2 separate regions of the Homo sapiens genome follow, and region 2 is linked to region 1. A link is a loop called in an ENCODE intact Hi-C map of the cell type or tissue named here. Cell type or tissue: ascending aorta. All regions are shown on one strand. Each heading gives the region's core, and the rest is flanking DNA. Links, peaks and the distances in the headings are about the cores only.

Region 1 (15,311 bases), core at 4,427-12,426:
AACTAGGAGGAACTTTCCTTCCTTGGCTTCGGGCCTCAGAGCCTCCGGTGAGCTGCCTCACCAGGACATGGCTGTATTTGATGGACAGACCTCAGACGTCAGCCTCCTGGGCTCGGCCCATTCTCCATTCACTGCAGCAGGGTCTTCACTGCAGCCCCCCTGCCACTGCTTTGTCCCACCCCTTGATTCCCCTGAGGGAGATCTTGGGAATTTCCAAATTTTGAGTGACTGAAGGCCTTTCAAACTGAGAAAGAATTAAAAATGGATCCTTCAAAATGACTTGTCTACTGTGTGGTTCTTTTAAAACATAATTTGAAAAGAGTATACTGCATTGTAAAACAGTAATTTTGCCCACATTTTATTGGTAAGGGTGGAGGTGATTTTAGTCCTTAGTGGTTTGTAGAGCTTGGCGGGTTAGTCTGAGACTGTTTTTTCTTGTGCTGGACAAAGGTGAATGTCTTCATTGTTTCATTGTGTAGAGCTGTTAATAGTTTATGGAGGGTGATTAAGTAGCGCTGCATAAGCCAATTTACAGTGTGTCTTAGTCTACACTGGCACTTGGCTAATTTGCAGAAAATTGGACCTTTCAACATGGGGCTTCCTCCCTCTACTCCGTGGGGGCTTCTCCTATTCATCCCTCAGCAGTCTGGCTTCCCCTCCAACACCGCAGGCTCCAGTCCTCTGTGTATCCCCACATTAGTCCTCCTGGTGTCAAGTTTCAATGATCTGTTTGCACTTCATCCCCATTGGACTGCAGGCATCTGGGAATGAGGCGTGTCCCTTACTAATCTTTGCGCTGGATCTCTGGCACAGTATCTGTGTTGTTAAATGCGTCAGTGGCCACCTCTGCTTTCCATGAAGCATTTCTGATTATCCACTCACCTTCTTTCTCAGAGTTAGCCTCTTTAATCCCCACAGTTCCTGGGAGGTAGATTGTATTTGCTTTTCCTCTACATTCGATGAGGAAATGAAGGCCCGTGGAGGTTCATTTGTCCAAGGCCACATGGCTAAGATGTGGTAAAGCCAGGGTTCCTGTCCAGGCGGTTTGGCCCCCTGGATAGAGCCATTATCAAAAACCACTATCCTTCGGTCTAGCCAGGAAAAAAAACTTCAGACAGCCCACAGAGGAGGGATGTTTCACAGAATACCTGACCAGCATTTCTCAAAACCGTCAAGGCTATCAAAGAAGGAGCATGACGATTACATCCAATGTCCCAGAAGGGGTCCTGGGACGGAAAAAGGACATTAGGTGGAAACTGGAGAACTCTGAATGAAGTGTGGCATTGAGTTCATGGTAAGGTGCCAGTGTCGGTTCCTTAGTGTGATAAATGTCCACATTATGTAAGATATAAGAACAGGAACCAGAGTGAGAGGTGTACAGGGACTCCCTGTATTATCTTTGCAACTTGTCTGGAAAATCTAAAACTATTCTAAAATGAAAAGTTTACTTAACAACTTAATGACAATGCCACCACTAAGCCCACTGCACTCCACTGCCTGGCTGGCTTGTCACACACTCTGGGTACCCTCACTCCTCGCTGCCTGGTGCCCACCCACTGCTGGGGAGAGGCTGTGTCCTCGGAGAAGAGTCCCCTCCAATTTCAGCACGTAACAGTGACGGAGGGATATAACTAGGGCTAGTCACAGGGCCATCAGAAGTGCTGCCCCCACTTATTTATTTATTTATTTATGTTTTTAGCAGTGTAGTCTGTTCCAAAGTCTCTGTTGAACCCAACAGGAGGTGTAATATGGAGAGAAATGAAAATGAATTTTGCTGTAGGAGGGAAATAATTTTCTTTTTTTTTTTTTTTTTTTGAGACAGAGTCTCACTCCCTCACCCAGGCTGGAGTGTGGTGGCACGATCTCAGCTCACCGCAACCTCTGCCTCCCGAGTTCAAGCGATTCTCCCACCTCAGCCTGCTGAGTAGCTGGGACTACAGGCATGCACCACCACACCTGGCTAATTTTTGTATTCTTAGTAGAGATGGAGTCTTGCCATGTTGGCCAGGCTGGTCTCAAACTCCTGATCTCAGGTGATCTGCCTGCTCAGCCTCTCAAAAGTGCTGGGATTACAGGCGTGAGCCATGGTGCCCAGCAGGAGAGAAATAATTTTCTATAGACAAAATCTTAGTGTCAAGAGGACCAAAGAGGCATTTATGTCATTTAAATGTTTCTCATCCTCTTCAGCCTCCTTATCGCTTTTCTGTTGGGGGTAGCTTGTAATTGTAAGTTCTTTTTTTTTTTTTTTTTTTGAGACAGAGTCTCACTGTGTCACCCAGGCTGGAGTGCAGTGGCGCAATCTCGGCTCACTGCAAACTCCGCCTCCCAGGTTCAAGCCATTCTCCTGCCTCAGCCTCCCGAGTAGCTGGGACTACAGGCGCCCGCCACCACGCCCGGCTAATTTTTTTTGTATTTTTAGTAGAGATGGGGCTTCACCGTGTTAGCCAGGATGGTCTTGATCTCCTGACCTCGTGATCTGCCCGCCTCGGCCTCCCAAAGTGGTGGGATTACAGGTGTGAGCCACCGTGCCTGGCCTGTAAGTTCTTTTTCAATGTTTTGTGTCTGGAAAGTAGCTGGGCTGGTAATGTTGTTGGTTTGGAGAAACTGTGGTGCGTTGGTTGAACGAGGCCTGTGCATTCTTTGGTTCTGTAGCAAGGCCTTGAGAGGAGAGTTAAATTAAAGCAATATGAGGGCTGAAAGCCATCTGGATGTGACCCAGTAAGGTGCCAGCAGCAAGACCCCAAATACAGGTACTGCTTTGTTGGGTTGAAGACCTATGGCATCTTTTGTTTGTTTGTTTGTGTTTGAGATAGGCTCTCGCTCTGTCACCCAGGCTGGAGTGCAGTGGCGCAGTCTTGGCTCACTGTAACTTCCGCCTCCTTGGTTCAGGAGACTCTCTCACCTCAACCTTCCAAGTAGCTTGGACTATAGGCGCATGCCACCATGCCCAGCTAATTTTTGAATTTTTTTGTAGTGACGGGGGTCTCACCATGTTGCCCAGGCTGATCCTGAACTCCTGAGTTCAAGTGACCTGCCTTCCTTAGCCTCCCACAATGCTGGGATTACAGTCGTGAGCCACCGTGCCCGGCAACCCCATGGCTTGAAGCATTTTGGTTAGCCGTCTCATGTGATCTTTTTGTGTTATGTATCAGATAAGCTAGGTGTCAACTCATTTTGTGCAGAGAGATCTCAAGTAATGAATAACTGTGCTGAGCTATGGGTAGAAGAGCTGGAGCTTGAGTCCCTGTCTTCTAGGGGAGCACCCAGTGCCATTTCTGTAACCTCATACTGAAACCTTCCAGCAGCCCTGCCTCTCTCTCTTGGTAGCATGGTTTCTGTAGATGCATTTACCATTCAACGGAGCAATAAGTCTGGCCCTGTTCTAGGTGCTGAGGATTCCACAGCAAGTAAAATCCATTTCTGCCTCCCATAATACAAATGATATAAATATGATGTAAATACTAGTCAAAGCACTGAAATAACTTGTTTTGGTGTTCTAGAGAAAGTATATAAAAATTAGAGACATTTGTACAGGTCTCGCTTGTGAACTGCTTTCTAGATGTTTTCTGAAACCTGTAACATTTGTGTGTGATGAAAATGAGAGCTGATATTCCTTTACTTGCAAATAATGGAAACTCCACAAAAACTAGTGCAAACTGAAAAGAGGACCTTCTTGCATATGTAATAAGGAGGGTCAAGAATGAAGATGGTGGTTGGGATAACGGATTCCAGGGAGTGAATGAGGTCAGGTGTGAGTCTACCTATTTGTCTGCATAGTTGTCTCTCCCTCCCTGTCTCTTTTAATTTGTGATATAATTCACACATCATGACATTCACCCATTTAAAGTATATAATTCAGTGGTTTTTAGTATCTTCACAAGATTGTACAACCATCATCACTATCTAATTTTATCACATTTTCCTACTCCAGAAAACCCCCCACAAAACTCCGTACCTGTTAGCAGCCACTCTCCATTCTCCCCTCCTCCCAGCCCCGGGCAACCACCAGTGAGCTTTCTTTTCTCCTCTCCCCTCCGCCTGCCCCTCCTTCCTCCTTCCTCTCTCTCTCCTTCCTTCCTTCCTTCCTTCCTTCCTTCCTTCCTTCCTTCCTTCCTTCCTTCCTTCCTTTTCTCTTCTCCTTTTCTCTCTCTTTCAAGACGGAGTCTCACTCTGTCATCCAGGCTGGAGTGCAATGGCACAATCTTGACTTCCTGCAACCTCTGCCTCCTGAGTTCAAGAGTTCAAGCAATTCTCCTGCCTCAGCCTCAAGTAGCTGGGATTACAGGCACCTGCTACCGCGCCTGGCTAATTTTCTAATGTTATGTTTTAGTGGAGACTGGGTTTCACCACGTTAGTCAGGCCGGTCTCTAACACCTGACCTCATGTGATCCGCCTGTATCGGCCTCCCAAAGTACTGGGATTACAGATGTGAGCCACCGTGCCTGACCAACTTTCTGTCTCTATGGATTTAACTTCTTCATATAAATGGAGTCATACAACATGTGGTCCTTTGTGACTGCCTTCTTCTACTTAGCATAGTGTTTTCTAGGCTCATCCATGTTATAGCATGTATCAGTTCTCTGTTCATTTTTATTTTATTTTATTTTTTGAGACAGAGTCTTGCTCTGCCGCCCAGGCTGGAATGCAGTGGCATGATCTTGGCTCCCTGCAACCTCTGCTTCTCGGGTTCAAGTGATTCTCCTGTCTCAGCCTCCAGAGTAGCTGGGGTTACAGGCATGTGCCACCACACCTGGCTAATTTTTGTATTTTTAGTGGAGATAGGGTTTCTCCGTGTTGGCCAGGCTGGTCTCGAACTCCTGACCTCAGGTGATCTGCCTGCCCCGGCCTCCCAAAGTTCTGGGATTACAAGCGTGAGCCACCACGTCAACCTTATAGTTGAATAATATTCCATTGTATGAATAGACCACATTAAAAAAAAATCCATTCACTAGTTGATGAACATGAGGGTTGTTTCTGCTTTCAGGCTATTGCACATAATGCTGCTATGAACATTTGTGTACAAGTTTTCGTGTGGACATATGTTTTCACGTCTCTGGGGTATTTACCTAGCAGTGGAATTTCTGGGTCATATGGTTAACTCTATATTTTACTTTTTGAGGAACTGCCAAACTGTTTTCCACAGCAGCTGCATCATTTCACATTCTTAGCAGCAGTGCACGAGGGTTCTAGTTTCTCCACATTCTTGCCAACACATTATGTGTCATTTTGATTGGACTAGGTTATCTTTTATGTACCTTTTAATCCAGGAAGTATGATTTTGTGAAAAAAAATTTGTTTTCGATATGTGATAGAAATCTGCAAAGGAATTAATTAATATGTATGAAACAGAAATGACAAATGGCTGTTTTAAGTTTATTTTCTTCCCACTGTGTTCTTGGGTCGTTCATTTTTATGAAGTAACAACAAACTCCTGTTCTGAGCATACTTGTGTATTTTTTCTGAAAACAGATGGTAGCCAGAACACAACTGGGATTCCATTAAGAAAATCTTATCAGTTTGTTTATTTGTAGGCATTTCTCTCCCCCTCTCCCCACAAAAATGATTCTTATCAAGAGGAGGAAAGGACAATAAACTGGGAAATGGGAGGTAAGGATGTCTGGTATCAGATTTCACGCAGAGTGCAAACATCTTGTGCTGGTCTTTTATTGCCCTTTCTGTCCTGTACCTCCTACTGCTTCCACCAAGAGGAGTGGAATGCAGTTCTTAAACCAGCTGTTTTGTTTTGTGTGCTTTAAAAACAGGATTTCCCACTAGTTTTTGAGAGTTCTTAGTGGGACAGTTTTATACATTTTATAAAATCTGTGTCTCCTAGCTCCATTTACTTACTTGTCTTTCTTGGCTTGTTCTGCTGTTTTCTTTCTTTCTTTCCTTCCTTTCCTTCCTTTCGTCCGCCCTTCCTTCCTTCCTTCCTTCCTTCCTTCCTTCCTTCCTTCCTTCCTTCCTTCCTTCTTTCTTTTCTTCCCTTCCCCTTCCTTCTTTCCTTTCCTTTCCTTCCTTCTTTCTGTCAGTCTTTCTGTCTTTCTTGATGGAGTCTTGCTGTGTTGCCCAGGCTGGAGTATAGTGGCGTGATCTCGGCTCACCGCAACCTCCGCCTCCTGGGTTCAAGCAATTCTCCTGCCTCAGCCTCCCGACTGCCTGGGATTACAGGCACCCACCACCATGCTTAGCTAATTTTTGTATTTTTAATAGAGATGGGGTTTCACCATGTTGGCCAGGCTGATTTTTTTTTTTTTTTTTTAAATTTTTTTAAATTTTGAGGCAGGGTCTTGCCCTGTCACCCAGGCTGGAGTGCAGAGGCACAATCACACCTCACTGCAACCTCCGCCTCTTGGGCTTAAGCCATCCTCCCACCTCAGCCTGCTGAGTAGTTGGGACTACAGGCATGTGCCACCATGCCCAGCTAATTTTTATGTTTTTTGCAGAAACAGGGTTTTGCCATATTGCCCAGGCTAGTCTCAAACTTCTGAGCTCAAACGATCCTCCCACCTCAGCCTCTCAAAAGTGCTGGGATTCCAGGCATGAGTCACCATTGCCTGGCCTGGCCTATTGTTTATATTATGTAATTATTCCCTATGGAACAGAGAGAACAGATAGGAAGGGCATTAGAGTGGGCATAGTTTACCTCTGTGCTTTTTAGAGCCAGAACTATTTTATTTAATTCAAATTTTACTTTTTTTTTTTAAGAGATGGGGGTCTTGGCTTATCTTGTTCAGGCTGGAGTGCAGTAGCACGATCAGAGCTCACTGTATCCTCGAACATCTGGGCTCAAGGGATCCTCCTGCCTTAGCCTCCCAACTATGGGAGTATCTCTGGCTATTTTTTTTTTCCTTTTGAGACGGAGTCTCGCTCTTGTTGTTCAGGCTGGAGTGCAGTGGCGCAATTTCGGCTCACCACAACCTCTCCCTCCTGGGTTCAAGTAGTTCTCCTGCCTCAGCCTCCTGAGTAGCTGGGATTACAGGCATGCACCACCACACCCAGCTAATTTTGTATTTTTAGTAGAGATGGGGTTTCTCCATGTTTGTCAGGCTGGTCTTGAGTAATTTTTTAATTAAAAAAAATGTTGTAGAGATGAAGTCTCACCATCTTGCCTAGGGTGGTCTTGAACTCTGAGGCTCAAGTAATCCTCCCACCTTGGACTCCCAAAGTGTTGAGATTACAGGTGTGAGTCACTATGCCCAGCCTAGAGCTAGAATTATTTTACATGCCGTCCACTCTTTCCTAGTGCCTGGTATATGATTGGGGAGGGGGTGTTAGGAGATATTTGGTGGAAGGATGGACTTGTGGAAGTATGAGGGATGGAAGAATGGGTGAGTGGGTGGAACGATTTACAGATGGATGAATTATTTTAGGCATGTTGGCTGATTCTTTAGGTCCACTTTCTAATAAACATATATGTGTTGGCTACATAATGATGGTTAACTAATAGATGGAAAAATTTGACTTTTATTTGTTGTATCGTCACATTCCTACAATGTTTGAGGTACTCTCAGCAATTTGGAGATGTCTCATTTCTTTTAGTGTTAAAAATTGTTTCTGGGACTATTTCTGGTCACTGTAGTTTAAAAGATTAACTGAAAAGGTGTTTTAAGGAATTGTGAGGAAGGTGGGGGAAATCAGATTATAAAACTCAGGACTGAGGCCAGACATGGTGGCTCACGTCTGTAATCCCAGCACTTTGGGAGGCTGAGGTGGGTGGATCACCTGAGGTCAGTCGTTTGATACCAGCCTGGCCAACATGGTGAAACCCAGTCTCTACTAAAAATACAAAAATTAGCCCAGTGTGGTGGTGCGCACCTGTAGCCCCAGCTACTTGGGAGGCTGAGGTAGGAGAATCACTTGAACCCAGAAGGCAGAGATTTCAGTAAGCCGAGATCATGCCACTGCATTCCAGCCTGGGCGGCGGAGCTAGACTCCATCTAAAAATAATAATAATAATAAAACTCAGGACTCAATCAGTTGGCAAGTTGGAACCCATAACTATGGGAATAAACTCTTTACAGAATCACACATTTATAATTGAGGCATCCTGCCATTTAGCATAGTTCATTTTGGTTTTGATTTTGATTGGAAGTGTGGGATGGCGGTGAATCTTTGTATCTTTTCCTTTGGAACATTGACCAAAGATTAGTGTATTGTTGGTGATACCTTTTACCGCTTTCTTTTCCTCTCCACCTCTTACTATCGTAAACTTTTCATGTTATCCTCTGGATGAAAGCTGCTATTCCTAGTGGTGACAGAGTTTGACACTGTGGGCAGGATAAGGGGAAGGAATGTGGGTGCTATTCGATCCTTCCCATCCGGTGCACTAGAGAGCTGGGAAGGACCAAAAACATGGGACAAATTGGTCTGTGAACTTTATGGTAATGAGCACAGGCAGGCCTCAGTTTACAACCCTACTGTGTTTTTTTTAGGTGTGTTTATTAGTATTTGGAACACTGTGGTCTTCAGTGGCAATAGTGTTTTTTTGTTTTTGCTTTGTTTTTTTTTTTTTTTTTGGAGATGGAGTCTCGCTCTGGCACCCATGCTGGAGTGCAGTGGCACGATCTTGGCTCACTGGAACCTCTGCCTCCCTGGTTCAAGCGATTCTCATGCTTCAGACTCCCAAGTAGCTGAGATTACAAGCCCGTGCCACCACATCCAGCTAATTTTGGTATTTTTAGTAGAGGCGGGGTTTCACCATGTTGACCAGGATGGTGTCAAACTCCTGATCTCAAGTGATCCGCCTTCCTCAGCCTCCCAGAGTGCTGGGATTACAGTCAGGAGCCACTGTGCCCAGCCGCAGTAGTGTTACAAATGATCTTTTAGCCCATAGGCAAGCTTGAGAAATGATGATGACGATGATGATGTAGCTGAAAGCTATAAATAGCTGAAATATATTCCTTCAAAAAATGTAGAGCATTTCAGCAATAGGCCAGTCTGGGGAGTTACCCAACACTTCTGGCAGCGCCTTTGAGAAGAAATTATGTCGGAATTCTGAAGCACAATGTCAGGAACACATTTTCCCCTGGGATTAGCTCTCTGATGGGCACGGGACAGTTGTTCTTGCGGTTGCCTATATAGAGAACAAACGTCTATAATTGTTCTCCAGCCCAAAGAAAAATATTACAAACTCGGGACTCTCAAACCACACATTTCCAACTTTATCAACTATGTGCTCACCAAGTTTCTCTCTTGAGACTCACTTTATTACTTTTCCTTCCTCTGTAGTTGGTCAGGGTGGAGCTTTGACTTGCCATCTCCTTCAGCTCCGCATCCTTTGACCTGAGCCTAAAAACCGCCTGTGTTCCTTTCAGGGCCTACATGGCCGTGGCTGAACTGAAGCTTTCCTCTGTAGAATTGGATGCAGTTCTTCAGAAATGATTGCCAGCTTCGGGTTTAAAACCCTGTAGTCTCAAGACAAGGAATTGAGTCAGAGGGACTCATTTAGCTGTCGTGGGTGCCCTACTCTGTTTGAGTACTCTATGGCAAGGACCTATGAAGGCCACCGACTGCTATGGGGGATGCCTGGGTGTCCAGGGATGCTTGGGGACTGGCTGCTACCACTTCAGGTCCCCTGCTGAGGGTGGCTGTCTCTGCAGGGGAGAAGTCTTAGATTTCACCTTCCCCTTCATTTCTGAATCTTAGGGTTGTGCCCCAGCTCACAGTGCTCCCTCATCCTTGTGGCTCGCGTTAGCGCTGCATTTGTCATACTCATTTTATACCTGTGATGATGCCACCACCCCCCAACCCCCGCCGTTTTTTTTTGTTGTTTTTGTTGAGACAGAGTCTTGCCCTGTTGCCTGGGCTGGAGTGCAGTGGTATGATCTTGGCTCACTGCAACCTCTGTCCTCCGGGTTCAAGTGATTCTCCTGCCCAGCCTCCCAAGTAGCTGGGATTACAGGCACCCACCACTGCGCCCAGCTAATTTTTTGCATTTTTAGTAGAGACGGAGTTTCATCATGTTGGCCAGGCTGGTCTTGAACTCCTGACCTCAGGTGATCCGCCTGCCTTGGCCTCCCAAAGTGCAGGGATTACAGGCATGAGCCACTGTGCCCGGCCGATGAGCACCTTGCTTTGCTCTTCTCTCCATTCTTATCTGCACATGGCTAAGTTTTCTGACAAGCTTTGCACTGGGGTTTGCAAGCATTTGGGAGTTGAGACAGCATCTGAGGTTAAAGAGCACAGTGGACAGGCTGTGTCTGCATGGTTCCAATAATCTGCATTAAAAGTCGGCTCTCCCTTAAAAAAAAAAAAAAGCAGAGTGGACAGAGAGGAGGAAGAGTGTTCTTCTAGCACCACTGCCCACCTGTCGGCCTCTGCTCCTCTTTTCCTTATGTTTGTCAAAGGATTTGAATTAGACTGCAGAGGCTGCTTTCTCTATTCTCTGTGTACCCGGTTTTAATGATACCAGAAATTAGGTCTGCCCCAGCGATACTTTATCTGTTGGGATTTTTGAAGTTCATGGGATTTAGACAACAGAGTCTGCTTTCAATTAACTAGGTCACTGACAGTGAATGGTTTTGTAAACACCTTCAGTTTGGCCATGGCTCTAGAACACTGTATTACTCTAGAATAGTGATTCTCAACTAGAATGATCCTGCAGTCCCCAACAAAGAATCATCTAGTCCACAATGTCAATAGCACCGAGGTGGAGAAACTTGTATTACAACTTCATGTTATAAAAGCCACGTGTGCTTTGATGTGTCTTTGAGTAATAAGAATCAGAAAAAAAAAGCATCTGGTAAGTTGGAAAGATAACTCCTACTTCCAACAGAAGGAAAAAAAAAAAAAGACGAAAACAGGAGAAAAAGTGCTGCTTAAGTCCTTGGTGCTCACAACCCGTTTCTGCAGTTCATCAAGAACCAATATCCCCACTCCCTAGGCCCTACATTAGAGATCTCCTAAACCAGGTGACTTCTTCACTGAGTCATTGCAGGCAAAAAGAGGAAAACTTTCTTTTGGCTGTTGAATTTACTGCAGATTTAAATAGCCATATTAATTTATCTTATGCATTACAAAGTTATTTGACCTCTGTGTCTTTTTATTTTTTATTTTTATTTTTTGGAGACAGAGTCTCCCAGGCTGGAGTGAGGTGGTGCAATCATGGCTCACAGTACCCTTTACTTCCCAGCCTCAGGTGATCCTCCCACCTCAGCCTCCCAAGTAGCTGAGACCACAGGCATGCACCACCACGCCTGGCTTATTTTTTGCATTTTTAAAATAAGAGACAGGGTCTCTCCAGGATGCCCAGGCTGGTCTCAAACTTTTGGGCTCGGGTAATCCGCCTGCCTCGGTCTCCCAGAGTGCTGGGATTACAGGCATGAGGCACTGTGCCAGCCCTCTGCATCTTTAAAAAGGAAAAAGCAGATCACATTTCAAGAGCAAATTTTGAGTTTGTCATGTAGGTGGCCAGAGAATCCTGAACTGAGGTACTTAACATAGGCGAGAGAAACAGCTGTGGGAGATGAGCAGGCACAGTGCCCTGTTCCGGGGCTGAGACTAAGTTGTATGTTTGGCTAAAGAATGTTCTCTTTTTCGTGAACCTGTAATTAGAACATGCTGTACAGAATGGTATTTAAAGTCCACTGTCATCTCTTTTTAGGGTTGTTTCTCTAACTTATTTTTAAACTTATTTTTTCAATCAGAGTTCAGGAAAGAAAATCATTTTTGAAATCAGAAGAGAAATGTAATAGTTTTTAAAAGGGCAACAGGAGGTTAAAATTTGTGATGGTGATACTATCCTCTTTATCTTAAAGCAGAGGTCAGCAACTTTGTGTGTCAATATTTTAGGCCTTGTGCAGCAGCTTCACTTTGCCATTGGAGTGGGAAGGAGTCATAGATAATAGGTGATGAATGGGCCAGATGGGGAGGTATCACCAAGCAGGAGGCCGTTGGCCAGGGTTTTATGATTTTCTTCCAGGGAAGGGGATAATTGTCCACAATGACACCATGGTACAATCCATCACAACCTCATCCTTAGATTAGCTTGGGCAAGTCTCCTGCGTGGTCTGTTAGCCCCTCTAGTCTATGTTACTGGAGAGCAGAGACTTAATGAATTCAACATGGCCCTTGAATTTCATCATTATGGGGTTGTGGTGGTTTTGATATGTTTCTCAACACCTCTGTTGCTCAGTTACAGAAATGTGATTGGGCTTTCCTACTCTGGAATGGTTAAGAATGTTCATGTGCATTTGAGAAATACGTAGGCTGGGAAAACAATTTTTTAAAAATGATGGCCGGGCGCGGTGGCTCACACCTGTAATCCCAGCACTTTGGGAGGCCGAGGCGGGTGGATCACAAGGTCAGGAGATCAAGACCATCCTGGCTAACACGGTGAAACCTCGTCTCTACTAAAAATACAAAAAATTAGCCAGGCGTGGTGGTGGGCACCTGTAGTCCCAGCTACTCAGGAGGCTGAGGCAGGAGAATGGCGTGAACCTGGGAGGCAGAGCTTGCAGTGAGCCGAGATTGCACTACTGCATTCCAGCCTGGGTGACAGAGTGAGACTCCGTCTCAAAAAAAAAATAAATAAATAAAAATGATTTGATATTATTGAGTTATAATTCCATAGAGAGAAATTCACCCATTATAGGTGCCCAGTAGAATGATTTTCAGCACATGTATATAATTGTGCAGCCATCACCACAGGGCAGTGTTAGGACAGATTTCCACCTTTTTCACTCAGTCACTGTCCCTCCCGCACCCAGCTCTGGGTAGCCATTCATCTATTGTCTGTGTCTATGGATTTGCCTTTTCCAGAAACTTCATATAAACGGAACCACACAATATGTAGCCTTTTGTATCTGGCTTCTTTCACTTACCATGATGTGTATGGTCCATCTTTGTTGGTGAATGTATCAGTGATTTTTTTTTTTAATTTAAATAACTGAGGAGTCTCATTGTATGGATTTATTCTGAGTATCTCTATACCAGTTACTAGACCTTTGAATTGTTTCCAGTATTTTTGCTGGTAAGAATATTGCTGCTATGAATATTTGCACACAAGACTTAAAAAAATTTTTTTTTGAGTAAACAACTAGGAGTTAAATTGTTGGGACATATATGATAAGATTATGTTTAGCTTTTTAAGAAATTGCCAAACCATTTTCCAAAGCAGATGTACCATTTTACATTCTCAGTTTCTCTACATCCTCACCAACATTTGATAAAGTCAGCCCCTTTTATTATATCCAGGAAATCATTGTTGGCAGTAGAAAATGGAACCTCTGTGAACCTTACGTTTGAAGAAAGGGACGGTATTGCCTCTCTGTCTTATAGGATTGCTTTAAAGTTCAAAGGGGGATAGGAATTTATGCATAAGTGCTTTATATTGCAGAAACATTTCTGGTGATTATGTACAGAAAAATTTTTAGCCATTATATTAACACTCACATATTTGTCTCAGAAATTAAGATGCAAACTTGTCCACGTTTTAATAAAATGTGTATGTTATGATCAAACTTGTTCCACCTGCTTATAAAGGCAATTTTTTAATCAAATTGTGAGCCTTTTCCATATGCTAGGTTGCCTATATAATGTATTAAATTATCAGCCTTATTTAACAATGACTGAATGTAATAGTTTGCATACGGTGGGCAAATTTTTCTTTCCCACTCCAACTTAGATGGTCTGGTAAATGTCTGCCTGTGACTTTGTTTTCAAATGCTTGTGGGTGGCCTCTTTCGGACCTGGGCACATGTGTTCTAATAGAGTGGAAGTAGAAAGATTGGGGTCTCAGAGAAAGCACCAGGAACAATCTATGTAAAAAATACCTATTTCAGCAGTTTAACTTTGCAATTCCGATTCTATGAAAATTGCCAGTTAATACTTTTTCAAAGAACAAAGGGGGTGTTTTGAATGCATTTCCCTTCCCACCTGTGGAAGACAGCTGTTTGTGATAGACCTAGGAAAACTGGCCAATGGGCTGTGGATTTGAAATCTGGGCTGGATTTTGTAAAAGTTGCTTATCAGCAGTTCTTCACACCTGTTGGAGAAGACCTTTGGACTGCAGGAGCTGAACTGTGTATTTGATCATAAAGCACTGTGTCAACAAAGGGCTTTTGTAGTACTTTCAAACGAAAGGGTAAAGAGACCCACAGTGAGATGCTAAGTCAAAGAAACTGCACGCTGGAGTGAAAAAATATGTTCTGGATGGCCTGTGGAAGCCAAAAGGGTACATATTAATCCTGCTGACAGTTTATATTAATTTGATAATGTTGCATAATCTCAATTTCATTCTTACTAAATAGACAATTTTGATTGGGAAACAGGTGTGTGAAATCCTTTTTAATGAAAACAATGCTAGTGATGGTCACAATACACAGAAAGCTTTGGACTAGGGGTTCTGGGTTGGAGTTACACTGGGAGTTATTGTTTCCTGATTTTAACCTAATGAGTAAAAGTTCTTGCCTTATATCACTTTGAACATTTTCATTGCTGCGAGCATGGGCGTGTATGTGTGTTGGGAGGTGTATATTTAAAAGCTTTCAAATATTGCAGTCCCTGACATGTGAATTAAAGAGAGGCCGAAAAAAGTCATCAGGCACTTGAAATCTTTTTCTAGAATGTTACAAATAATGTGGCTTGGGTATGGAGTGATATTTGAGAGACCAGCGTCGTAGCAGATGCCTGAAGTCAGTGTTCTTTTTGGAAGCAGCTGTTTGCTAATAAAGAAATCAGGACTGACAGGCAGTTGTTAAGTCTCATTCTTCATGTGTGTTATCAGTGTCTCAGGCTGAAGCAAGAGTAGGGGGTGAGGGACTTGTGTGCAAATAGGTACTGGCCCCTGTTGGTGCTGTGTGTTCTTTACATAGGCAGGCCTCAGGATTTATATAGGAGCACTTAATATTCATTTTTGATGCTATTTTCCATCTTTATAGCAGAGGATTTAAACTCCTGTTTGGAGCATCTTTGAAGATCTATGAATGGAGTAAACAACTTAGAATCTCCATAGCATGTACCAGGGAAATGAGTGCCTATGGGGAGGGCCTCTTATAGATAAGGTCACAATAGGGGATACTAGGAGAGTCGTATAACTCTCCGGGGAACTCTGTGAGTTGGTCAGTGGGGAAAGGAGTCTGTTCCACCTCAATATTGGGATCTCCAGCCACTGTGATTTTAGAAATGTTTGTAGAACCTCCTTCTGGGGATTCCTGTTGGCCCGCCCCAGATTCATTCATCAAACAAAGAGTGACAACTATGGATCCCGAGTAACAGTTAACATTTGAGGTCCTGGCTTGTGGATTTTATTTACTTATTTATTTATTTTTTGAGATAGAGTTTACTCTGTCACCCAGGCTGGAGCGTAGTGG
Region 2 (15,311 bases), core at 4,704-12,703, 73 kb after region 1:
GTCCCAGCTACGCGGGAGGCTGAGGCAGGAGAATGGCCTGAACCTGGGAGGCGGAGCTTGCGGTGAGCCGAGATTGTGCCACTGCACTCCAGCCTGGGCGACAGAGGGAGACTCCGTCTCAAAAAAAAAAAAAAATAAAAATAAATAAAAAAGAAAAAAAAATATTTCCAAATTAAATCAGGTGTTCACTCACCCAATAATGTATTAAGATACTAGAACGCAGGGCGCTGGTTCTGTTTCTCACCTCCTTAGGGTTTCTCCTTTAATATTAATCCATCAGGCTGCCCCTGAATACCTGATGTAATTATAACCCCCAGGTACTCCTTAGTCCACCCTGACCTTCATTACGTTTCATAGACTCCATCACCACCTGCGATACTGTCTATTCACTTGTATATTTGTTTTTTATTTTCTTCCCTTGAATTGGAATGTAAGCTCGATCCCCAGTGCCTAGAACACACCAGCCAAACAATGTTTAAAAATTTGCTTGAATGAGTGATTTTCTAAATTTCTAAAATTTTTTCCTCATAGGAATTATTTGCTTGACTCGTTTTTTTTTTCCAACTTTTATTTTAAGTTTAGTTTGTCACGTAGGTAAACGTGTGCCGTGGTGGCTTGCCGCACACGCCATCCCATCACCTAGGTCTTAAGCCCAGCATCCATTAGCTATTCTTCCTGATGCTCTCCCCAAATTTCTAAATGTATCTGATCCTTATTTAGCACCTTCTGAATGCCAGACAATGTTCTAAGGTCTTTACCAACTGGAGCCCACCTCTGAATGGATGGTTTATCCTTGCTTTTCCTCCACAAATACATTTTTCTCTACTATTCTTTTTTTTTTTTGAAATACACATTGTTTTGAGCAGCTGCAATCCTGTATCTTGAAATAATGCTTTTTTTTTTCCCCCTCTTCCTAGCCTTCTGTTTTATTCATGTAGCGATTGTCTCCCGTCATGATTCTGTCTTCCTGTGGTCCTGAGAAGGAATGGTTCTAGTTCTCTTGATTTTTCCACCCCTGGAATGGGCATGCGTAATGTGCTCCTGAAAATAGGAGGAAAGGGGCCGGGCGCGGTGGCTCACGCCTGTAATCCCAGCACTTTGGGAGGCCGAGGCAGGTGGATCACGAGGTCAGGAGATCAAGACCATCCTGGCTAACACAGTGAAACCCCATCTCTGCTAAAAATACAAAAAATTAGCTGGGCGTGGTGGTGGGCGCCTGTAGTCCCAGCTACTCGGGAGGCTGATGCAGGAGAATGGCATAAACCTGGGAGGTGGAGGTTGCAGTGAGCCAAGATCGCGCCACTGCACTCCAGCCTGGGTGACAGAGCGAGACTCCGTCTCAAAAAAAAAAAAAAAAAAAAAAAAAAAAAAAAAAAAAAAAAGAAAATAGGAGGAAAGGAAGTCAAATGTATGAAGGTGGGGAACTCTAGTTTACAGGTTATAGCCCTATTTTTCAGTGATGGTTTCCAGCTCTGAACTGTTCACTTGGGCTATACATGATTTTGCTATTCCTGGTGCATCAAAAAAGACAATGAAATGTGTACATAGGATGTACACATAGGAGGTACACATAGGATGTACACATTTCATTGTCTTTTTTGATGCACCAGGAACAGCAAGATAATTACATAGGATGTAAACATTAAGTCATTTTATATATATACCTTATATAGATATTTTATACATACATATACATACATATACAAAACATTTTATATATTATATATTATACATTATATGTATATAAAACATCTTATATATTATATATTATACATATATGTATATAAACATCTTACATAATATATTAGGATATAAGGTATCTTAAGATATAAGATCTTATATAATATATATAAGATGTTTTATATGTATAGATGTATAATATATAATATATAAGATGTTTTATATATGTAAAATACATATAAGATATATGTATTACATATAAGATGTTTTATATGTGTGAAATATATACCATACACATTATATGTAATAAGTATGTGTATATTACATATATGTAAAATATAATTAGTGTCTGTGTTTTGTAGTGTCTTAAGTATTATGTATGATTATTTCCAGAAAGCAGAATATGTATCTATAAATACAAGTAAAAATTATAATATTCTAAATCTTCAAAATCTGGATTTCTCAGTATACCTAGAGTGACAGTTAGTAGAAGCTGTTTGTTTTCACGTTGAGAAGGACTTGCTGTTGGTGAGTTTGCAGGGGCTGGAGAGGGAGATAGTTGTGCTGGCTTCAGTGCCCTGTCTTCTTGCTTAGAAGAAAATTTGGGAAGGGAACTCGAGTTGCGCTGGCAGGAGCCTTGAGTCAGCAGAGTGAGATGAGACCTCAGGTGTGTGCCGGGAGCTGGCAGGTGGCATGGGCCCTACTTTATACTACTTGGTTGGCCGAGAGTTGACCAGCAGGCAAGTTCTGTTTCTGCCCCACCCTGGTCGGCACTTTTCTTTGGAAGACGCAAGTACCTGTCTGGTTGTAGCTCTTCTGAAAATGTGCCTGGATTGGCATCATGGGGATGTGGCGTGCTAGGGGAAGGCAGGGCATTCTAGCTATTTAACTTCTGGGAATTTCTAGGTTGCCCCAAGGCTGCTTTGACTCTGGCCTAAGTTTCTGTTTCTTAACTTTCTTCCATGGTGTTGATGACTTAAAATGAAGGGTCTACATGTTTCTTCACTCTTGAATGTCCTTGTGCCTTCTGGGTGCGAAGCACTTCTACCCTGCTCCCTAGGTGGCCCCAGGCCTCTGCCAGCCCTGTGGGGCTCATGTGGCAGGGTTGGCCACCTTACCATGAGATGGGGCCACTAGGACTGTCTCCTCTCCTGGTGGATGTCTGAGCCCAGGAAGCAGCTGGGGACAGTGGCTTTTCTTCATAAGAGACGGGTGGGTCCCTATCTTGGCCTCGAGCAGTTTCTCAGGACTGGCTTGACCAACTCTAGTGGTTCATGTGGCAGAAATGCTACTGCTGAAGTTGTAATTTTTCTCTAGAAAAATGAAACATGCCATTTGTCATGGCTCATGAAAAAAAACCATTGGATTGGTACTTTTGCATTTCTTAGTGTGTCATTCTCCTTTGCAATAACATACCATTTGTTGCCATGTAGGCAGCCAGTCAGTATCTAAAAATAGCCTCTCCAATAAAAACATTCCACACATATGATTGCAGAAAATTGTTTTGTGTGCACACATGCACATGCCAGTTTGTGCGTGTCTGAAGGCTGAGCACTTTTCATGTTATTTAACATCCTTTTTTTTTTAAATCTCTTGATGTTTTTATTTTACTTAAAGGAGGATTGTAATCCAAGTATTTAAAAACTACCAACTCTAGTAAATGAGTAAATACAGAGTGGAACTCCGCAATCAAATGATTTTGTTATTGCTTGAGTTTGTAAAGCTGGTCAAGCTTTGGTCAACAGATGGAGCTTAATGTGATGTGGTTAATCCTGAACCAAATCACTTAGGACGAAGAGCACTGAGTAGACATTAGAAATCCATGCAAATTCAGCAATCTGACGGTACCAGAGTCACCTTATGTACATGCTATAACATGTCTGTAGCGCTCATTGCTGTTTTTGGAATTTTAAAGAAGATAGGTTCTTGAGCAAACAAAAAAACCAATTTTATTTTAAATCAGAATGCATTTGTTCTGCCGAGAGAGTACACAAATGCTATATATCCTGGTTGAAAGGGAATATTGTCCAAGGAGATTTTCTAAACATTCCTGTGATGATGCGTTCCAGTCTTTGAAAAGATATATAGACTATTTAATCAATATGAACGTATACCATATTTAAAGTACTTAAATTAATAATTAAATGGAATAACTATTATAAAGCTTTGAAATTATGTGATTCAATATGAAACATTATATAGGGAAACCAAATTACTTTCTAAAACTTAGAAAGTTTCTTAATTGTTACTGATTTATATCAAATGGAGAAATAATGCAGAGAAGTGAACTATAAGTTTATAATTTCTGTGATTCCCAAAAGATGGTTCATACTTGAACTAATATCTTTTAGGAACATCTAATAGCAATGGTCAAAATAATTGCTTCTTTTAGAAATATATAGGTGACAGCTGGGCTCTGTGGCTCATGCCTGTAATCCCAGCACTTCTGGGGGGCCAAGACAGGTGGATTGCTTGAGCCCAGGGGTTTGAGACCAGCCTGGGCAACATGACAAAACCCTGTATCTAAAAAAAAAAAAAATGCAAAAATTAGCTGGCTGGTGGCACATGCCTGTAGTCCCAGCTCGGGAGGCTGAGGTGGGAGGATCACTTGAGTCTCAGAGGTGGAGGCTGCGGTGAGCTGTAATCATGCCACTGCACTCCAGCCTGAGTAACAGAGTGAAATCATGCCTCAAAACAACAACAACAACAAAGATATGTGTATATATATATATATACACACACACACACACACACACACACACACGCACACACACACACACACATACATACACACACAGAGAGAGAGAGAGAGATAGGTGACATAAAATGAAAGAGATTTTTGCGATATATTTTTGATTGTCCAATTTAGAATCTTTTTCCTGAAATTATACTGAGATTGTATTGTCAGTTTGGGAAACTTGTGTGAAAAATCACTTACTGCTGATAATGAAATAATTGAATTCCTCTCCCTCCCTCAGGTATTCACTTACAAGCAGAGCACAATTACCCACCAGAAGGTGACTGCTATGCACCCCACGAACGAGGAGGGCGTGGATGACATGGCGTCCTTGACAGAGCTCCATGGCGGCTCCATCATGTATAACTTATTCCAGCGGTATAAGAGAAATCAAATATATGTAAGTTCCACTTGTAATTCCTTTAAAAAGATCCTCACGTTTGAGTGAATGCTTATTTTTGTTTTCAGAGAGTATTTCTTGCCTTTTGAGAATTCTTGTTAATCTAAGTAAAATTATGTTTTCAAGGGATTTGCCACATTAGAAACTTGGGTCAAAAATCATGTTTTCCTAGAGTTTATTGCCTAGGTTTTATTAGTGGGGATTTACTTTCTGTGGAAGGGCCTTCTGCACATCGAGGTAGTTTGACCTTGCTGCTTGTGAATACGCTGTGTTGTGTTCAGTTTCTAAGTGTTCTGCCACGGAAAGAAGTCATGGAGTTGTAGACTGACCGAGGGAAAATGTTGACTTGTGGACATGAGTACTTGAGCTTAAGCTGTCTTTTCTGGATTTTTCTCTTTCTGTGGATTTTCAGTCATTTTTCTGGCTCTGAAGCCCACCCTAGGGTGATAACTTGCATTCAAGGGAACCCATCTTTCTAAGTTGTGGGATTCCTGTTTGCTATTTTGAATGGAGAAATACATAAAAAGTGGTCATGCACATTTTTCTCTCAACTTCTATGAAATGTGACTATACCTGTATTATAAAGTGATATTTAAGAATCACTTGTTATAAATTTTTGACGTGAAAGTACAGATACTGCATTATCTGTCAAGATCAGTTGACCTGCAGATTTTCTCCCCTTTTCCATCTGCCTGTTTGCAAGTCTTTATAGGAAACTAAAGGCAACTGGTTATGTATGTTTATTTCTCTTGTCCAGCTCAAATTTATATAGTTTTTAAGCCAAAATTATAATACTTTAAAAACTCTTGATCTTTTAGTCATTTTTATTCTTTAGGAGTTACATTTCTTTGCCAATATGTTTGTGATTATGATTAATAATAAATTAGCCTTTGCCAGGTGCTGTGGCTCACACCTGTAATCCCAGCACTTTGTGAGGCCGAGGTGGGCGGATCACGAGGTCTGGAGTTTGAGACAAGCCTGACGAACATGGTGAAATCCCATCTCTACTAAAAATACAAAAACTAGCTGGGCATGGTGGCACATGCCTGTAATCCCGGCTACTCAGGAGGCTGAGGCAGGAGAATTGCTTGAACCCGGGAGGCAGAGGTTGCAGTGAGCCAAGATCGCGCCACTGCACTCCGGCCTGGGTGACAGAGCGAAACTCTGTCTCAGAAAAAAAAGGCCAGGTGCGGTGGCTCACGCCTGTAATCCCAGCACTTTGGGAGGCTGAGACGGGCGGATCACGAGATCAAGAGATCGGACCATCCTGGCCAACATGGTGAATCCCCGTCTCTACTAAAAATACAAAAATTAGCTGGGCGTGGTGGCGTGTGCCTGTAATCCCAGCTACTCGGGAGCCTGAGGCAGGAGAATCGCTTGAACCTGGGAGGCGGAGTTTGCAGTGAGCTAAGATCGCACCACTGCACTCCAACCAGGCGACAGCAAGACTCCATCTCAAAAAAAAAAAAAAGAAAAATCAGCCTTAAAATGGATAGTAGGTGCTAATTGAAACTCAAGGCATGCTTAATATTCAGGTTCTTCCAATTTATCTACCCTTAGACTGAGAAAGGAGCTGGGAAAGAGAAAGAATTATATATTTATGGGTTTAAACTGCTAAATTTTCCTCAGTTAAAAAAAAAAAGAGTGTATTTGCCTTTTTTTTTTTTTTTTGAGACAGAGTCTCACTCTGTCACCAGGCTGGAGTGCACTGGCACTATCTTGGCTCACTGCAGGCTCCGCCTCCTGGGTTCAAGTGATTCTCCTGCCTCAGCCTCCCGAGTAGCTGGGACTACAGGCGTGTGCTACCACGCCCAGCTAATTTTTGTATTTTCAGTAGAGACAAGGTCACCATGTTGGTCAGGATGGTCTCGATCTCCTGACCTTGTGATCCGCCCGCCTCGGCCTCCCAAAGTGCTGGGATTACAGGCATGAGCCACTGTGCCCCGCCCTTTTTTTTTTTTTTTTTTTACACTGTGAAAGTGTCATTTTTGTCAAATCGACCTAATGTTTGCCAAATGTTTTCAAACAGCCCTGTCCAGAGAAATTCAATCATGCTGTCTTCCTCTGACTTGCTGAGCTAGCTTGTCCTGTCTTTAGATTAAAATATTTTCCATATGTTCAGAAAAGGTAATGTTTATACCTGTTGGTGTGAAAGTGGCGATGCATTCTGTGTTTTGCATGAGCTGGCATAATGTGCATTTATTTCTCTGTTCTCATCTCAAAGATCCCCTTGTAGATGACCAGTGAACCACCTCTTTCCCATAGAATACCACTGCATAGGTATCCACATGACCGCTGCACTGTGCGTGTGTTGTTATTATTAAATATTTGACACTGTCGTGTAACTATTTGTTTACATAGCAGTTTCTTTGCTAGGTTTGTCAAGGACTTATTTTGTCTTCCTGGAACCAAGGACACTGCCAGGCACCTGGTAGTTGTGCAATAAATGTTTATAAAATAAATGCCATTCATATTACAAAGTCTTGTAGTTGATAAAATGTGAACCTGGATTTTAAAATTTTTTATTGGTGTATGTCTCTTGTAGGTGCAGATAGGTTGAATATACCTAATCCAAAAACTCCAAATCCACAATGCTTCAAAATCCAAGACATTTTGCATGCTGATGTGTTGCTGAAAGGAAATGCTCATTGGGAATATTTTGGATTTTGAATTTAACTTAAATTATGCTTAACCAGTACATAGTATGCAAATATTCCAAAATCCAAAAAATATTGAAATCCACAACACTTTGTGTCCCAGGCATTTCACACAAGGGATGCTCAATCTATATTTTGAAACTCATACTTTGCTGTCATTAGAGAAAAAACACAAGTTTGTTTTTTTTTGTAATAGTGTCTTGCTATGTTGCCCAGGCTAGACTCAAACTCCTGAGCTAAAGTGATCCTCCTGCCTTAGCCTCCTGAGTACCTGGGATTACAGGCACGTGCCAGCATGCCCACCTAGACACAAGTTGTTATTGTACATTTTCAATAGTCAAGAAAAAGTAAGTAAATTAGAAGGAAAAAAAAACTACACAAGGGTTTAAAAGGCAGACCCTTTTAAAAAGTTTTTTATTTATTTTCCTCTTTTCATGATAATAATGTTAAACCTGACAGCTAAATTGCCAATACATACTATGAATAAGATCTTGGTCTTGGAATAAGGTCATATTCTTCCTTTCTAAGGGGAAACCCGTAGGATTTTTGTGCATCCAATTTGCAGTTCAGTTCAGTTAATTATGCCATTGTAGACCTTCCGTTTGAGGCTTGCAAAATTGTATATTATCCATAAAGCAGCCACCATGATTTTTTAAAATTATCATTGAAGCCATTCACCGGAGATGTCAGCGTCTGTTGGACTCCGCTCACATCGAGACAAGACCGCCACCTGTCAGAACAGCCACTGCTTCTCCACATTTGATCCTGGCTCGGAGCAATGCCTGTCTATATCTTTAAAAGAGAAAAAAAATAAAATGACTTGAATTGTTCCAGAGATGTTGCATTAGTTTTCTTTTGCTGGATAACCAGTTACCATAAGTGTACCAACTTAAAAAAACAAAACGGCCAGGCACAGTGGCTCACGCCTGTAATCCCAGCACTTTGGGAGGCCGAGGCGGGCGGATCACGAGGTCAGGAGATCGAGACCATCCTGGCTAACATGGTGAAACCCCGTCTCCACTAAAAAAAAAAGTACAAAAAAATTAGCCGGGTGTGGTGGCGGGCGCCTGTAGTCCTAGGTACTCGGGAGGCTGAGGCAGGAAAATGGCGTGAACCCGGGAGGCGGAGCTTGCAGTGAGCCGAGATCGCGCACTGCCCTCCAGCCTGGGTGACAGAGCGAGACTCCGTCTCAGGAAAAAATAAATAAATGAAGATTACAGTTCTGTAGGTTGAAAGTCCCATAAGTCTCACCAGCAGAAATCAAAGGGTCAGCAGGGCTGCGTCTGTTTCCAGATGCTCTAGAGGAGGATCCGTTTCCTGCTCATTGTGTCGTTGGCTGAATTCAGTTACTTGCAGTTGGAGGACTGAGGTCCTTGTTTTCTTGCTGACTGTCACCTGAGGGCTGTTCCCAGCTTCTAGAGGCCGCTCACATTCCCTGGTCTCCTGATCTGTGGCTCCCTTTCTTCATCTTCAGTGCCAGTAACCATGTATTGTTTCCCTCTCATGGCTTCAAATCTTTCCTCCTTCTCCTCCACTGTCTTCTTTCTCTCTCTCTGACTGCAGCCAAGAAAGGCTGTCTGCTTTTAAGGCCTCACATGATTAGATTGGGCCTCCCTGGATGATCTCCCCATCTCAGGCTTCATAACCATAATCACCTGTGCAGAGCCCCTTTGCCATGTGACATTATCTAGTCACAGGCTCTGGGATGAGTGTGGATGGATGTCTTTGCGGGAGGAGCCATTATTCTGCCCACCATACGTGTCCTCCTTTTTTTGTTGTTGTTGGTTTTTTTTTTTTTTTAGAGCCAGGGTCTCACTTTGTCTCCTGGGCTGGAATGCAGTGACATGATCGCTGTTCCCTGCAGCCTCTAACTCACTCCTGGGCTCCAGTGATCCTCTCGCCTGAGTATATATATAGTACTACAGTATATAATATATAGGACTATAGGTGTGAGCCACTGCACTTGGTTAATTTTTAAGTTTTTTTAATTTTTTTAAATTTATAAAACATTGCTATGTTGCACAGGCTGGTCTTGAACTCCTGGGCTCAAGTGATCCTCCCTCCTGGGCCTTCCAACGTGTTGGGATGACAGGCATGAGCCTCCGCATCCAGCCAGGTACTCTCCTTTGAGTCATATCATTGAGGAGGGACTCCTGTGGCATTTTCCCCCTGCTGGCGTCTGGATGTTTCATTATTTGTTGACTTTCTGTTCTGAGCTGTCAGGTTCCATGGGTTGCTGGCAAGTGGCTCATCGCCAGGTAGAGAGGCTGCCATTCTTTGCTAAGGAGTAATGTTAGCTTTTTCTCCTTGGGGACTGGTCTTTTTATCTGAGAACTTTGTCAGAAACCAGGAAAATATTTTTTTATTGTAGCTTTTGGCATCTTCTATTGAAATGGGGTAGAAAGTGATAAAAAAAAAAAAAAAATAAAAGCACCCAGAATAGTCAAGTTAGAGTTGATCTTCCCTTTTCTTCACTAACCTCCTCTTTGGCTCCGTATTGATAATTGAATCTTTCTGAACACCAGTTTTTAAAATAAACGTGTTTTCAAAGGTCAGATATCATAATCCCTCTTAACAGGGATGTTTTAAAGTAAAAGAAGTGAAAGCTCTGGGAACTTTAACCTTTGTACCTTTGTCTCCATCTTAGCCATCTCATAGCAACAAGTGTTTATTTAGAAAGTTCCTGCCTCGAACTTGGCTCCATTTTAAGGGGGATTTGGAAGAAGTTTACAGCATCATCCCTAGCCTCAAAGCTTGCAATTTAGTGGGGAGATAACACCAAGGCCAGCTCACAGCACATGGCCTTGGATAGCTGAAGTCCTGTCATTGAGGGTTATGTGATGATGACACAGGCTTGGGTTTGAGTGTGCTTATGAAGCCCCTGAACCTTACCGCTGGGCCCTTTAGCTATTCCTGTGGGTGCATTCCTGTCCCAGGCTTGTCGCTGAGGGGACAGAGGCCGTACCGAGTTTGATGCCAGTGTCCATAGGTCTGGACTGCGTGGTTTAAGCTGCAGTGCCTGGGTTAGAGCCCCTCTGCGCTGGCTGTAACTGCCTGTGCAGAAGCCCGGCCTTCTATGCCCCTGTTAGATTCTCTTCCTGGAACCCCAGGCTCTTCCTGCCTGAGACTTCCCCTCATCAATCTTATCCTTCCTCTGGCCACTTCAAGACTAGAGCCCTGCTCTGCTCCCAGTTCCCAGCCAGGGGCCCCAGGTTTCCACCCTGAACCTCTTGGCTATGGGTTTGCTGCCTTGAGGAGAGGGGGTTGGCTCTCTCCTGATTGTCCCCTTCCTTGGAATGGGTCTGATGAGGGCCTAGACTTCTTCATCTCCTGTCACCGCCTGCTAAGACCTGGCAAGGGCAAATACCCGCTAAGGAGAGGAGGAGCAGGGTATGTGTTTGTGGTACAGAGACATAACCTATGTGTGGCTCAGGAAGCCCTATGGAGGTGGTGGTGGTGGTGACGCTACAAAGGCATGAGATCAATCAGGGTTGAGTAGAAAGCCTGGCATGGTGGCTCATGCTTGTAATCCCAGCTCTTTGGGAGGCTGAGGCGGGAGGATCGCTTGAGCCCATGAGTTCAAGACAAGCCTGGGCAATTTGGCGAAGTCCCATCTCTACAAAAGATTGCAAAAATTAGCCAGCCGTGGTGGCGTGCCCCTGTAGTCCCTTCTACTCAGGAAGCTGGGGTGGGAGGATTGCCTGAGCCGGGGAGGTTGAGGCAGCAGTGAGCCGAGATTGTGTCACTGTACTCCAGCCTGGGCAACAGAGCAAGACCCTGTCTCAACAAAAGAGAAAAAGAAAAGAACTGATGAGAAGGAAAGGCCAGTGAACACCATACATGAAGATGGAGAGCTGAGAGTGAGCTTGATGCGGCCTCATCGCAGCGGGAGAAGGCTGTCTTTGCTCATGGAATCAGATGCTGGCTGGGGAATGTGCAGAAATTAGGTGGGATGGGCAGCCTGAGGTTAGAAGCCTTAAACCATTGGTTCCCCACCTAGGATGATTCTGCCGTGGGGACATTTTGTAATATCTAAAAGACATTTTTGGTCTCATAGCTACGGTCAAGCGACGCTACTGGCATTTACTGAGTAGAGGCCAGGGATGCTGAGAAACATCCCGGAGTGCCTGGGGCAGCCCCAGAGTCATCTGGCCTAAGATGTCAGTGGTGCCAGAACATCCCCCCCCCACTTACCATCAGCTCACCTGGAAAGTTTGGGGCTGATGGTACACAGACCCCACTATATTTGTTAAAGTTTTCTTTTTGTTTTTTTTTTTTTTTTTGAGACAGAGTCTTGCTCTTTCGCCCAGGCTGGAGTGCAGTGGTGCCATGTCGGCTCACTGCAACCTCTGCCTCCTGGGTTCAAGCAATTCTTCTGCCTCAGTCTCCTGAGTAGCTGGGATTACAGGCATCCGCCACCACACCCGGCTAATTTTTGTATTTTTTTGTAGATACAGGGTTTCACCACGTTGGCCAGGCTGGTCTCGAACTGACCTCGGGAGATCCACCCGCCTTGGCCTCTCAAAGTGTTGGGATTACAGACGTGAGCCACTGCACCTGGCCTTTATTTTGTTTTAGAGACAGGATCCCGCTCTGTCACCCAGGCTGGAGTGCAATGGTGTGATCATAGTTCTTTGCAGCCTTGACCTCCCAGGTCAGCCTCTAGAGCAGCTGGGACTACAGGCACGCACCACCACGCCTGGCTAATTTTTAAATTTTTGTCAAGACTGGGATCTTGCTATGTTGTCCAGGATGATCTTGAACTCTTGACCTCAAGCCATCCTCCCACCTTGACCTCCCAAAGTGCTGGGATTTATAGGCATGAGCCACTGCACCCAGTCTGTTTAAAGGTTTCTGAAAGGAGAATTTCTCTAAGAAAAATTTCAGAAGATTTAAGAGGGAAGTGATATGGCTGAGATGAGAAAGGACAGATGGGCTGAGGGCGTGTTGCAGTAATTCAGTAGGGGAGGGCTGAGGGTTTTAGACCAGGGTAGAGATGGGAGAAAAGTCATGGGGACTGTAGGGAGGGAGGTGATGGAAGAGGCTCCATGTCACTGTCTCCCGGTCTTGTCAAGTGCTGTGGCTGTGAAAACGTGGCACCGTCCTGGAAGCTCCTGAGCAGAGTGAGAACAAGTGTTTTTTAGGTGCCTGTTTTCTGTCTTCCTGTGCTCTCTGGCCCTGGATCATCTCAAATTATTATGTACCCAGCATCTAAGCACAGTGTTGACAAGAGCAGGAGAGGTTTCTGTTGCACCGAAGGCAAGCTCAGTGGCCAGAGTGGAAGGGCTGCCAGGTTCCGAGGCGTGGCAGTTTTGTTTCCTGCTGAATGGAAGAGAAGCACATTCTCTTCATTACAGGGATTGTGGAGCTCTGGGTCAGTTGCGCAGAGGAGACTCCTCTCCCAGTCTCTAAGGAATGGCTCAAAACCACATCACGGGGAGAGCTGCAGGGAACTTCAGCGGTCGCCTGCAATTATGGTGTTGAGGCTGGCTCCAGAGGAAGCTCTTCCCTGTTCCACCCAGCCTTTTGGTTAGTTTGTTTGTCTTGCCGAACAAACAGCACAGAGATCAGAATCAAAGGAGCCAATTTTAAGAAATGGGGCTGTTTCTAAAGATAAATGCTTCAGTAAGCACGAACTATGCTTCACAGCTAATGTATTTTTAGATGTTTCAAAAATATCCTCCTTTGGTTAGGTGGCATTCCAGCCCAAATCTGCAAATGTGTTTGATGTTGCTTCTGAATTAACTTTGAAGCCTGCATCTGTCAGGCAAAATGTGTTAGCAGGCATCAGCCAGAGAAAGGCCTATTGATTTTAGCAGCCGGTTGAACAGAGTTCACCTGCAGGGAAGTCACGGCCTGCTTGCCATGTGAAGGCTGGGCATACCCTGCCGTGGACTGGACTGTTTGGGAATCTTGCAAATTGAAATCTGTGTTTCATTTTCTTGAGTTGAGTCTTCCCAAGGTAGACTTGGTTGGCTTGTTTACATCCCTTTCCAAGGCTCGAGTCAAGTCACAGCGCGCCTCTCACGGAGGCAGCGTGGCCTGAAGGCCGCGTGGTTGGTTGGTTAGCACTGCCTTGGCATTGGGGTGCCCTTGGGACAGATGAACGCAGTGCAGTTTGAACACACTTGGGGCAGATGAACACAGTCAGGACTTTCTGGGTTTTTTTGGCTTTTTTTTTTTTCCACATGAAATCAAGACTCGTAGCCAAAAGATGATTGTAACCATCTGTCTGACTATATGTATTTTAAAACTTTACCAAACATTTATGCTCCGGAGTGGCCGCTTCCACATCAGCACATGAGAGTGGCAATTTGAAACTTGTTTTTTTGTGATTTTTTTTTTTCTTCCTTGTCTCTCTTTGGGTTTAGATTCCTTTCAAGGCTGGGCGTGGTGGCTCATGCCTGTAATCCCAGCACTTTGGGAGGCCGAGGCAGGCTGATCACAAGGTCAGGAGTTTGAGACCAGCCTGGCCAACATGGTGAAACCCCATCTCTACTAAAAATACAAAAATTAGCCAGGCGTGGTGGCGGGTGCCTGTAGTCCCAGCTACTTGGGAGGCTGAGGCAGGAGAATCGCTTGAACCTGGGAGGAGAAGGTTGCAGTGAGCCGAGATTGTGCCACTGCACTCCAGCCTATGCAATAGAGTGAGACTGTCTCAAAAATAATAATAATAAAAAAGATACATTCCTTTCAATCAGGAGAGAATTTTAGTCAGAAAGTCACTCAGGTGAAATGGAAATGCCAGCCTCTACCTTGAAGACCTTGACTTCAGTTAACAGCTTGTCTCTTGAGATGGTTTAATTTTCAACAAACTTGAATGCTTCACGATTTTTAAAAAATTGTTTCTAAGTGTTTATTTTTTATTTTTATTTATTATTATTTAGACCTCACTCTTTTGCCCAGGCTGGAGTGTAGTGGTGCGATCATAGCTCACCACAGCCTCCAACTCCTGGGCTCAAGCAGTCCTCCTACCTCAGCTTCCCAAGTAGCTGCGACTATGGGTGCGTGCCACCACAGCCAGCTAATTTTTTGTATTTTTAAAATTTTTTGTAGAGATGGAGGCTTGTCGTGTTGCTCAGGTTGGTCTCAAATTTCTGGCCTCAAGCGATCCTCCCACCTGGGCTTCCTAAAGTGCTGGGATTACAGGCATGAGTCACTACACGTGGCTGAAATGTTTCTAATTGTTTAATTGGACAACATCAGACAATTGGGTTATGTAGAAGATAGTGGGCATAAAGCACTAGAAGACAGTTAAAACATGAATTTATTTGGTGGATTGGTGGTGAAATCATGTGTCCTCAGCATATCGATGCTGATGCCGCCCTGCCTGGGTACCAGGCTCTGTGTTAGGCTCCAGGGATGCAGAATGACTCTGGCTTACAGGAATGGCTTGTTGAAAGACTGAGTAAATGAAAGGTCCCTAATTGATTAGTGAAGACAGACACAGGCAAACGATGAACAATAGCTCAGGGTGACAATGGGTGTGATAAAAATACATGGGAACACAAAGAAGGAGCGTCACAATGAGGAGGGGATGAGAGGGTCAGAAAATGATTCCTCACTGAGGTGCTATTAATAGTTGGCCTGAGTTTTGAGCATATGTAGAGGAATTTGGCCAAGAAGGAGGATAGCTGTCCTGGCAGCAGATCATCATGTGGAAAGACGGAAATATTGTGATGCATTGTTATTTAATATCCAACGCAGGACATTCTAGATGCCAGAACAAAGGTTGCATGCTGCTGGCTGGCAAGGCGGTCGAGAGCAATGGAGGAAGGAATGGCTCTGTGCAACTCAGTGAGCTTGAACGGACTCATGAAAGCTGTAGGGGATAACT

Evidence for each region. Hi-C counts contacts between places; a loop is a spot of excess contacts. Peaks named below come from ENCODE experiments on the same cell type or tissue, not always from the same donor. Only the 100,000 strongest peaks of a DNase experiment are listed, where the experiment ranks them.
Region 2: it touches region 1 in a loop (2.1-fold over the local background); 4 of 110 quality-filtered maps call a loop at or near these places.

What each region holds. Positions count from the first base shown.
Region 1 is chr5:16,880,138-16,895,448 of GRCh38, reverse strand. All of the region lies in intron 1 of MYO10 (myosin X), which reads left to right. Among named protein-coding and RNA genes, the nearest start is that of MYO10, 48 kb to the left of the region's middle. In ascending aorta, for the core only: no CTCF peak of the experiment used is centred there; DNase peaks (open chromatin) are centred at 8,948 and 9,270; H3K27ac peaks cover 3,275 bases.
Region 2 is chr5:16,807,515-16,822,825 of GRCh38, reverse strand. MYO10 (myosin X) reads left to right here. Exons shown (of 41, transcript NM_012334.3): 3 at 4,659-4,817. Among named protein-coding and RNA genes, the nearest start is that of MYO10, 120 kb to the left of the region's middle. RefSeq lists an enhancer at 12,953-13,452. In ascending aorta, for the core only: no CTCF peak of the experiment used is centred there; a DNase peak (open chromatin) is centred at 9,655.